Regions from separate parts of the Homo sapiens genome. Here region 1 is linked to region 2. Evidence: read pairs that join two places in POLR2A ChIA-PET (ENCODE). Cell type or tissue: PC-3. All regions are shown on one strand.

The links. ChIA-PET counts read pairs that join two places held together with the same protein. Peaks named below come from ENCODE experiments on the same cell type or tissue, not always from the same donor. Only the 100,000 strongest peaks of a DNase experiment are listed, where the experiment ranks them.
Region 1: POLR2A ChIA-PET joins it to region 2 with 8 read pairs; 1 of 35 experiments calls an interaction of 5 or more read pairs at or near these places.

The regions. Positions count from the first base shown.
Region 1 is chr11:94,740,142-94,742,641 of GRCh38, reverse strand. It overlaps PIWIL4-AS1 (PIWIL4 antisense RNA 1), which reads left to right and starts at 2,287. Exons shown (of 5, transcript NR_135093.1): 1 at 2,287-2,424. It also overlaps a transcript of AMOTL1 not described here. In PC-3, a CTCF peak has its summit at 1,107; a DNase peak (open chromatin) is centred at 1,111; H3K4me3 peaks cover 2,193 bases; H3K27ac peaks cover 1,002 bases.
Region 2 is chr11:95,107,351-95,109,850 of GRCh38, reverse strand. The region is part of intron 1 of ENDOD1 (endonuclease domain containing 1); the gene reads right to left. Among named protein-coding and RNA genes, the nearest start is that of ENDOD1, 19 kb to the right of the region's middle. RefSeq lists an enhancer at 536-1,735. In PC-3, no CTCF peak of the experiment used is centred here; DNase peaks (open chromatin) are centred at 1,470 and 2,260; H3K4me3 peaks cover 1,350 bases; H3K27ac peaks cover 1,902 bases.

The DNA.
Region 1 (2,500 bases), 370 kb after region 2:
ATAGGGGAGCTGAAGAGAAAAAAACATTGTTTTTTATTTTCTACTGCTAATTTGAAAGGATACTCATATTTATCAGTGCCTCATGGGGGCAGTCCAGTCTGTAAGTCCCAGAGGGAGATATGGAGATGAAAAAGGGTCAAATACCTGGGCCTTCCTGAAGCACAAATCATTCTGTGAAGGCAAACAATTTAGTAGTTATACAGTCTGATTTCCCAGAGCAAGCAATGCTCATCCTACCATTGCTTATGTTTATGTACAATTTAAGAGGACCAAATGGCTTCGTCGCACTGTGGAGTGTCAATGCTGGTGTCATTAACATACAATTATACATGCGTGGAGCAGATCATCGAGTACCTGTCCTCTTAATAAATCACATCATGAAAAGCTATGGTTTAGATGTCACTTTCATTTCATAAAATGATTCACCACAGTATGTCTTAAAAGCTAGTTTTGCTCATGCATTTAGTCTACAATTCCACTGATAGAGATGTGATTGCCTCGCAACTTGTCAGAAACACATCCTCTGAATAAAACATGGTACTCCTCCCAGCCACAGAATGCCAACCTTGATCCAGATCTATTTTGGGCGCTTGGCTCCTAGAAATGAATGAAAGTCGTTGTTGAGGTGGAATTTTGCTTCAGGTCCTGTGGGACTTGATGAGGACATTCTTCCCAGCACAAGAAGCTGACCAGGGACAGGGTGCCACAGCTGAGTGTGTTACTGAGGATAAACATATTTAAACCGCTGTTTGTGGACAGTTCCCCTCCTCCTTTACTGTCAACATATATCATAAAATAAATCCTTTCATTTCATCTTAGGAAGGCAAGATATTCAGGCTAGTGATGAAAGAACAGTAAGGAGAGACTTGATAGCCCAGACCAGTAGCAGCTAAACTAACCTTGAAAGCAGAAGAAAAAAAAAAGAGAGCCACTAAGCCACCGAGTGAGAATGGGTGGCAGGAAGAGTTAGAGAGATCCTGCCCATTCGCATTTCCTTCTCTTCACTCTCTCTTCAGCCTGTCTCTTGACAAGAGTGTCCCGGTTCACCCATCGCAAATCTCCACTTACCATGACAGGCATGAGGATGGAATGTCCTATCTCGAGACACCTACAGGCTAACTGAGGAATAGAAATCAGGGAGGGAAGCAGCTCCTAGGTCTTACAGTTTAATGATTACACCGCCGTTTTCAGCCCCTGACTTCATTAAATTCAGGGTAAGGACGACCCACACGACGTCCTTCTCGTGCCAGGTACTTGGCAAGTCAGAACCAGTCGCCGCTGTGTCCTCCCGGCAAGATGAGCGCAGGTTTCAGAAGCCCCAGCTCTGGAAGTTTGCTGTGCCAGGCTCCTCGGAGCAGCACCACTGCCCCAGACGAACACGCACACACACGCACTCACACACACACACACGCACACGCACGCACACACACACACACGCACGGCTCATTGGACACTTGCCCTGCCACCCCCGAAAGCACAGCGCCGAGGAAAGGCCGGTTCCGGCCGCGAAGGCAGCAGGTGTCCCCTGACCCTTTCCCTCCGCCCTCCAACCCCAGCCCCATCCCTAGCTGAGTTCCTATGGACGCCCCCCAAACTCGCAGTTCTCGGGCAGAATTGCGACCAAGAAATAAAAGACAAAATGAGCAGACTTACCTAACTCGTCTGGGCTGTAGGATGCGGGCGAGGCTTCCACAAACTCACTGTCTGGGGGAGAAGAAAAGCAGAAAACAACTCGAATCGCTACCATTCAGGACGAACCCGCACAAGCACCAGCTCAAGCGCAGGTCCCCGGGAAAAGCGCGGGCTTCTCTCTCCCAGCGCTCAGAATCCCTGAGCCGGAGGCCCCGCGGGATTCAGACCGCCAGATCCCCAGGGAGTGACAAATCGCCGCAGAAACTTGGGGGACAACTCGGCCCTGGCACCGCGCGGCTTCCAGGCGCGGTCAGGCGCGCGCCAACTTTCCCCGCGTGCCACCCCGCGGCTCCCCCGGCCGGGCGCTGGGCCGCGGCCGCATCCTCTGCCCTCAGCCCGCGGGGCGCATTGCTCTGTCTGCCGGGCCTGGCGCCGACGCCCCAGCGCCGAGGAGCCGCGAAGTTTTCCCGCGGTCCCGGGGGCCCGAGGGCGCGCGGCGGCGGCGGCGAGCACCCCTCGCCCACCCAGGCGCCCCGCGCATCCCCGCTCGTTGCTAGGCGACCGTGGCCGTCACGCTCCGCAGAGGCGCGCGCGGCCTCCCAACTCCCGGCTGGCGGAATCCTCCCTAGTCCCCGCCCCGTTTGCCCATTTTCCAAAAAATCAGAGCATAACCCGTTCTAACCCGATTCCCTGCTCTGTTATGTTATGTCTGCCCTCCTCTGATGCTTGGGAAATCGTTTGTTCTGTGGGCTTCTCCTGAGGAGATGGACGATTTTCAGAGCTTGCAGAAAGGTAGGAGGAGACCCAAATGCCCCCCAATCCCCTCCTTTTGGAACCAGAATTCCAACTCCAGTCCAACATTATTTCC
Region 2 (2,500 bases):
TGCAGGTGCTAATGGCACCGCTGATGTGAAGAGACTGAGCAGTGCAGGTGCAGGTAAAGAGCAAGACAGGCTCAGTGGTGATGGGGAGGAGAAGGGTGGATTCTCGAAGGAGCAGCATGGCAGCAGGTAGCAGGCCAGGTGTGGCCCTGCTGCTGATGGGCAACTGGTGTGAGTGGAGACAGCGCCTCAGAGTGTGGGACACAAGTGGGCAGCCGAGTTTGGCAGGCTGACCTCCAAAGACAAAGCAGAGGAGTCTGCCACTGCACTGAGACGGTATGTTTATCCATCAGTCTGAACCACTGAATTGAAGGGCCAGGGCCAGTGCCCAATTATCTCTGTGTTCCCAGACCTAGCATGATGGTCCTGCACACCAGGGAGTGACTGGCATTTGTTGAAAGAATGATCTCATTTGAGCTCCACAACAATCTTCTGATGCACATAAGATTTCCTCCAATTTGCAGATGAGTCTCCAGAGAGAACTGGCTCTCCTCTAATTCTGCTCCTTGATCTGCTGCAAGGAAAAGGTGGTCCTGACAACAGACCATCAAAGTGGTTATTAAACTCTCAATGACTCTGACTCATGGAGGGTGGAGTTTCCTTCCCCTGGAGAATTTTAAGCTGAGGCTAGATAAGCACATGTAGGGGATGATTCCGACAAGATCCTGTGGTCAGGAGATGACCTAGGGAGCTATCCAACTCCGTGGGGACAAAGACGCTATTTCCTTAGGGGTTTGTTTTATTTTTCAACAAGAGTTAAAATAATAGAATGAGCTGAACAGTGGGTGTTCCCATTTTATTTCTGCTGTGTGAACTACAATATAGGCACACACCCACACACACTGGGATGTAAAAGGAATGCCAACACCCCTGCTGCCATCATCAGGTGGGTCAAAGAGCCCCTCCTTAGAAAAGATCGTGGGTGCAGCTGATAATGAGAACATCAGATAATCTTATCAGAGCTGCCTACAGGGGCCTAAAGGTCCTCTGCACAGTCACACACAGTAGGATGAACTCAATCTGAGGCTCGGGTGAGTCCTAGGAGAACCTACTTACCATGGGAAATACCCAGCGAGGGAAGGAGCTGCTGCCTTTCAACAATGGAGGGGGAGGATGGTGGGGCCACAGCAGATTAAGGACATTTGAGGAGGAATAAAGCATGAGGCCTTTTCAGCTCTCAGGAAAGAAAGTGCCAACCCACCCATTTCAGGAAAAAAAAATCTTCCGTGCTTGGCATCTAAAATACTCTTTATCCTCTTGGGAATAGAAACCGCTTTAGAAGAATTAGGGGAATGCTCATTTTTCTTTTTTCTTTTTTTGGGTGTCTGTGTGTGTGTGTGTGTGTGTGTGTGTGTGTGTTTAGAAAAGAGAAATGCAGAGCTTTTCATTTCCTGAAAGGCCTTTTAGCAGAGCATGTCCTTGTCCTCTCCGCCTTCCTCCAGTGAATCACCCTTCCTCTGGGCTCCCAGCACCACTCACACACCTTCCTGGCTGTGGGAAGAAGGACGCATTTCCAGCTCTGGCCTGTGCTGTGCACACCCGTAGGTGTTGGCAAACTGTGGGAAAACAAAGACAAATGGCTAAAGAGCTCTCTCCCGAGTCAGAAGACGGTGGAACGGAAGATAAAACGTTCGAAAGGGTGGGTGTTCTACTTGCATTTCAGACTTCCCTTTTTCTTGATTAGTTGAAAAAATAAAAATAAAAGGAGGAATTCTTTAAATTCACCAACTCCAAACTGGCAATAAATGCAGGCAAGAAAGCCCTGTGTGAAGGCCAATGGGTGGCCTGGGGGCAAACAGACTCTCCCGGGGACACCTCTGGCTGCTCATCACACACAGCGAGGAGTTTCAAGCTCCTCCAGGGAGCCTAAGAAAATGTGCGGACTCCGGCCGGGCGCGGTGGCTCACGCCTGTAATCCCAGAACTTTGTGAAGCCAAGGCGGGCGGATCACGAGGTCAGGAGATCGAGATCATCCTGGCTAACACGGTCTCTACTAAACCCCGTCTCTATGAAAAATACAAAAAAATTAGCCGGGCGGAGTGGCGCGCGCCTGTAATCCCAGCTACTCGGGTGGCTGAGGCAGGAGAATCGCTTGAACCCGGGAGGCAGAAGTTGCAGTGAGCCGAGATCGCGCCACTGCACTCCAGCCTGGGTGACAGAGCAAGACTCCGTCTCAAACAAACAAAAAAAAGTGTGCGGACTCCTTTAAGACCTTTCCAGACTGCAGTACCTTCTCAGGTTACATCAGCCCTGGTCTTCTTTGGTTTCCTTCCACGTTACTCACAGAAGCCTGTTTTCCACTCTGCTATCCTTTCCAGAGCAATTATTCTTAGCATTGACTGTGTGGTACAGAATTCAGAGGAGTCCCTTACATTGAGAAGGCTCCATTTCTAATTTTTTCCACCTTCTGAGTTCAGACAAGATCAAAGGTTCTTAGGCCTGGCTGCACATCAGAATCACCTGGGAGCTTTAAAAATATCCTCAGGCCTCACCCAGACCTTTT